Linked DNA regions of Homo sapiens: region 1 is linked to region 2. Evidence: chromatin loops called from intact Hi-C (ENCODE). Cell type or tissue: B cell. All regions are shown on one strand. Each heading gives the region's core, and the rest is flanking DNA. Links, peaks and the distances in the headings are about the cores only.

The links. A loop is a pair of places that touch in the nucleus more often than their neighbours do. Peaks named below come from ENCODE experiments on the same cell type or tissue, not always from the same donor. Only the 100,000 strongest peaks of a DNase experiment are listed, where the experiment ranks them.
Region 1: it touches region 2 in a loop (4-fold over the local background); 5 of 110 quality-filtered maps call a loop at or near these places.

The regions. Positions count from the first base shown.
Region 1 is chr15:70,318,453-70,321,364 of GRCh38, forward strand. No RefSeq gene overlaps it. Among named protein-coding and RNA genes, the nearest start is that of LINC02205, 190 kb to the right of the region's middle. In B cell, for the core only: no CTCF peak of the experiment used is centred there; DNase peaks (open chromatin) are centred at 429, 1,249 and 2,179; H3K4me3 peaks cover 2,091 bases; H3K27ac peaks cover 2,500 bases.
Region 2 is chr15:70,258,581-70,261,492 of GRCh38, forward strand. No RefSeq gene overlaps it. Among named protein-coding and RNA genes, the nearest start is that of TLE3, 160 kb to the left of the region's middle. RefSeq lists enhancers at 346-435, 1,494-1,573, 1,604-1,823 and a silencer at 1,124-1,283. In B cell, for the core only: CTCF peaks have their summits at 1,539 and 1,749; DNase peaks (open chromatin) are centred at 201, 581, 1,281 and 1,753; H3K4me3 peaks cover 705 bases; H3K27ac peaks cover 504 bases.

The sequences.
Region 1 (2,912 bases), core at 250-2,749, 60 kb after region 2:
AACATGCCCGTGGTGCCCTGGGCAGTGCAGAGATCCAGACAGCTATAGGTGGCTACCAGCAGATCCACCACAGCTCTGGCCTTCCAGTTCAGACACTGAAGTCCCCTGTAAAAATGGAAACGTGAGTGGGAAGCACATAAAGTCATCATGGTCCATGCCTTCCTGAACCAACGAGAGAGAATTGATTTCTTGGATTGATAACAGGTATTTGGCTAGGCCCCAAAGTAGGGGTGGCCTCAGTTTGGGAAGCAACAAGAGGGAGGAGAATAGGACTGGGCCTTGGGGCTGCATGTGGTACAGACAGGAAGGGATTCAGACCTTCGCGGTGAGTTCAGTAGTTTAGAAGAGGCCACAGTTAGGGTGGCTGAGGGGTGAACTCTTGTTGTCATCAGTGAAAACACTCTGAGATCCAGGGACAACATACGAGCGTCTGTAGTGGGTATGTTCAGAAAAGGCTTAAAAACTGATTGAGGATCAAGAGCCCCTGCTTCCCACAAGATAAAATCCCCACTGCTCAGCCTGGCATACAAGATCCCTCTTGATCTATCTAGTGGCCTATATCTCTATCTTTATTTTTATCTGTAAAATAGCTTTTTTAAGCCCGTGATCTGAAGATATGGAAAGCATATGCATTAAATTTGCAGATGACTCAAAGCTGGAGGGGATGAGAGAATTAAGGTTCAAGATGATCTCGACAGTCAAGAATGCTGGGTCAAAAGCAACCAGATGAAATGTAGCATCAATAAATCTAATGTCTTGAATGTAGTTTCCAAAAATCAGTTGCACAAGAACAGGATGAGAGCAACCTGGCTGGACTGCAATTCACATAAAAAAAGATCAGGAGGTTTTAGTCTGCCTCAAGTTCAACGTGAGCCAGCTGAGTGATGTGGCGGGCTGGGGAGGGAAAAGAAACTTACAAAACACTCAAGCGAAAGCTTATGTTGCATTAACCCTTGGTGATGAGGGGAGAGAAAGAGATGATACTCTTTGTCATGGAGTGCGATACCCAGAAGGGATACTAACTTTAAGAACTGATCCTTACTGAGAACTCAACATGCACCAGGAAGTACATCAGTTCATAAAATCTTCACAACATCTCTACGAGGTTACAGGCCAGGAGAGCAGGGTGCAGAGGGTGGATTTGCTTGCTTGTCCTAGCTCACACAGCTAGTGGGTGGTGGATCCGTGCTCTTGACCACCCCACTCTGTTGCCTTTCTGTTAGACAACACCTTGTCTACTTTCTCTTCCCCATTTCACAGATGAGGAGACAGGACCGGAACTGTGAGGACAATCTGTCTATAGTTAGGCAGTGAGCTGACTGCAGACTCAGGCTCTCCTGGGACCCTCTTCAGTCCTCCTTCCCTCTGCCATGCTGGTTGGTTGCCATCCTGTTAGAGGGTTGAATACTTACGCTTAAAGATCTAAAGACTTCATTAAATTTCATGTGGCACTTACTCCACAATGTATCCCACCTTACCCTGCCTTATCACACATAGTATAATGCAGAAGATTTAGTTATTCCTCTGTCCTGCGGAGTCCCACTCAAGGACGACAATTACCATGGCTCATTGAACTCCAGTGAGATATTCACAGTACAGAGGACATTGAGACCCTCACGGTACGACCCTCTACTATGTGTCTCCGTTTATGTTTCTAGGTGTTTTTAAAAATGGTTTTCCAGTTAAACTGCTCATGGCCACCTCTCAGTCTTTGACTTCTTTCTAATTTGTCATAATTAACTAGGCTTTCAAATTAAACAGAACATTAATTGTGTATCTGCTATGTGCCAGGCACATTGCCAGGTCTTCCAAATATATTATCTCAGTTAAAATTATAACAACCTCGTGAGGTGGGTTACTGTTATCCTGATATCACAAAGAGAAAATTGACTGAATAGGGTGACCAACATGTGCTAATTTGCCCAGAATGGAGTGATCTCCTAGGACATGGGATTTGCGGTTTTAAAACCAGGACAGACCAGGGCAATTTGGGATTGGTTAGTCACCTTAGACACTAACTTTCCTGAGGTCACACAGCTAGAAAGTGGCTGAGCCAGGATTTAAAATCAGTTCTCCTGATACTAAATAAAATCTTGGCAGAAATGAATGTAAAGGAAGAGTAAATAATAGACTCCGGGTGACTTTCTGGCCTCTGCTCAGCGTCCTTAAAGACTTGTTTTGCTTACTTCCTTATTTTCAGTTCTATGTCAGAAAACCAGGTTCCTCCATATGTGAAACAAAGAGGAGAGTATCTACTTCCTGGGGCAGTTCTGAGCCCTGAGTGTTTAGAAAGAACTTGGCTAGCATTGCAGGGGTTCAAGAAGACTTCATTCCTTCCCTCTTCTCTGGCTTACATGGCCTGGATAGCTAAGCTGAGTTTTAGAGATGAGGAATTAATGGCACAGGGCTCAGATCTTAGAAAGCAATTCAACTGTAGTGCTGTGATGAATTTGGGGGTATCGTATGTTAAGACAGACATTGACCAACTAGGATGTGTTGGACATGGCAAGGAAAGGTGACCCCAGTGATGAGGGACCAATGAATGAAGGCCCCCAAGAAAAGAACAAAGGAACTGAGGAAGAACAGACAACGGAAGGCAGACAGGGAGGCTGAGTTCTAGCCTTTAACGTGCTGTCGTGGGAAAGAAGATACCCAAGCTGTGAGGCCCTAGAGACCCATCCAAAACCAAGGGCAAAGTTACTGGGAGGCAGTTCTGGCTCAATGTCAGAAAAACTTTCCAACGATAAGATCAACAGAAAGCACTTTCTCAGAGGAAGATGACCTTCCTTCCCATCACAGGGACCAGGAAGGGGAGGCTGGGTGACCACTGCCAAGGGCTCTGTGGAGGGCATTCCTATAGTGAATATGAGGCTGGGCTAGACAAGCTCTCAGCTCCCTTCCAATTCTAGGAC
Region 2 (2,912 bases), core at 158-2,657:
GTGGTCGTCAGCTGCCACTGCTGCCATGACAGGTAGACAGCATGGTAGTCAGAAGCCGGGCATCCCTTGCTCCACCCCTGACTCTCCTGCCTGCACAAGATGCAGCCCTCTCCTCTCGGAGCCCTTCTTAGAGGAAGCTTGCGGGGTGGTGTGTGTTTCTCTCACTGAGTCTGAAGCCGACCTCAACCCCAGCCTGAGCCAAATGTCACCGGAAAGGCATGGCCTGTGGTTTGCTGACGCCCCCGCCTCACCAGCCCTGGAAGCCTGCTGTGCTCTTGGGGCCCCAAAGGCAGAGGGCCTGGCTGGGCCAGCTCATGAGGTTGGAGGCTCTAGAAACCAGGCGGAAGGGACGAGGGTGGCAACCAGATTGGGTCCTCAGTGAGGGGCTGGAGAGGTGAGTGGTTAGAGCAGGTCAGGCTGTGCAGAGGGCCCAGGCCGTCTGGGGTGCTGGGCCATTTGTCCATCTTTCTGCCTACTTGTTCTTCCCTCTGCCTGGGAATTCCTCACGTGTGAGTTTCTCGCTTCTAAGGCAGCTGCCACTTACTGGTTTTCCTGCTCCTCGGCAGCCAGAGCTCAGTCACGTGACCTCAGCTCTGCTAGCAGATATGCTCACGTGGGACCTCAGCCTGCAGTCAGGCGTCTGAAGAAGCAGATGCTGTGAGACCCCCGTCCAGCAGGAGTGCCAGCTGCTGGGCCCCCTCTCCCAGGGGCAGCTGTGGGCGGGACTCAGGGTTGGCACCCGGTGCCCAGCGTCCATGGTAGAAAGTGTGCTGGCTGAGAGTACCGTGGTGACCCCATGGCCAGTCCTACAGGGTGGCTTTAGGATTGGGTCCTGGTGGTGTGGCCTTTATGTTTGGGTCTCTAGTCCTCGCAGAGACTGACCAAGGGCTCAACTGAAAATCATTTAATAAATGCCTTTTTTCCTTAAACAGATGGGATTTCTGTTGTTTCTTCTGTCCTGTGTGCCTCCCCCACTCCCTATCTAATGGATTATCTTTGGGGAAATTCAAACGGGCTTCTGAAGGACAGCTCCATGCTGTGCTTTTTGTGCCTGGCATTTATACAGATGAAATCAAGTTGAAATCAACATGGAGGGCTGCCTTGACCTGGAGGTGTGTGTGTGCCCGCATGTGCACGGGTGTAGCCACAAAATGAGGATGTGCAGCTTGAGAATGGGGTGTGAGAGAGGTGGGTGCAATCTCAATGCCTGGCCGTGAGGCAGGTGGGTTTGGGACTGAGTGTGTGAAGCCATGTTCTTCCTGTACCAACTGCTGCCTCCCCATTTCTGCATCCTGGTGCAGGGCCTTGGGCTTCTAACTCCCACCGTCTACCGGGACCTGAGCAGCACCAACCACAAGAGGGCAGACAGACAGACCACCCACAGGCTACCTCCGGGCCTCCTCTGGATGACCAACTCCTTTATGCCCAGGCCTGTGTCAAGCACTGGGTAGGGCTGGGGTAAGGCTGGGGAAAAAAAACCAGTAGGGACTCATTGCATTATAGGATTCCAGGGAGGGAAGGTACCTGTGTGACCATGCATTGTGCTTTAGCCACAGTGCTTTGCTTTCCAGTAAAATCTATTTCAGCCCAACCAAAGCCAAGCTGTTCTGGGGGGCATCTCCCCAGCCCTTCCCAAGGACTCTGCACACCAGGACCAGACAATGATCTTTGTTTCAGAGAAAGGAAACTGCAACCTGGAGGTGGGTGGTGACTTGCTCAAGATCTCCCAGTGAGTTACCCACACAGCTCCCTCTAGTCTCCAGGGTAGAGAGTTTATGTGCATATGTGCGTGAGCGTGCAGACACACACAGGCACATATGTGCACACTCAGACAATGGACTGCGTGAAGGGTCTTCACCCTCTGTCTTCCACAAGGCCTGCTGTCCCCTCTGCTGGCCTAGACACTGACCACACTCATTCTGCTGCTGCAGTCCAGAGAGTCCTGTTCTCAGGTCCTAGGGGCTTTCACAGCCAGGCCACAACATCAGCAAAGGAGAACATTCCAGAAGTCTGGTGCGGCAGCCCTAGGGTTGGAGTTTCATGGGTTGGAAGGTTTGGTTCTAGCACAGGAGAGGGAACCAGACACTGTGAGGGAAGGAGATTAGGAAGGACCCAAGCAAGGGGAGGGAGGAGAGAGTGGGAACGAGAAAGAGAGAGAGGAGACAGAGAGAGATGTCAGGCAGGCAGAGCGTGCAAAGGAGCAGTGGGGCAGGAGGCTGGGAGAGAGGGTGACGAGATGGCAAGGGTGAGGCAGGGTGCACCACAGCGCAGTCCTGGGGCCACACCCCTCCCCAAATGTAGCCTGGTGTTCGCAGCCCGGGCCTGGCCAGAGCCTTTCCAGCTGAAAGGTGAGAAAGGGAAAGGGGACCCAATGAAGGCACCCCTGCAGTGGGTCTCTGGGCTCTGTCCTTGAATGTCACTGGTGCTAATGGTGATCCACACCTCCAACCACCTGCACAGGGCGGGAGCCTCCCAGCCCCTCCAGGGCTTTGTAAACACTGCCCCAAGCACTTGTGTGTGTGTTGTCTGTGAGGCTGTGTGCACTTGGATTTGAGGGTGTGTGTGCTTGTATGAGTGTGTCCAGGGGTGATGGTGTGACCATATGTATTTGTATGTTTGAGTGTGGATACGTATGAGTGTGTGTGGCTGCCCTGAGTCCACGTGACCTCACTGAAGCTTATTTTGCTGTAAAGGCAGTTGGGCTGCTGGGTTGGGGCTGGGCCTAGGGACAGTGGGGCTGGAGGGACAGGGAGAGGCACAGTCCTCTCCTTCTCCCAAACCGTGTAGAGAATGAGTGTGGAGCTTTCCCCAAATGAGACACCAGGAAGGAGACACCTCTACAGCGACAAGGGTACTGAGGGAAGGGAGGGCAGGGACAGGGGCTTCAATCCCAAACTTGCCATGGTTCCCTA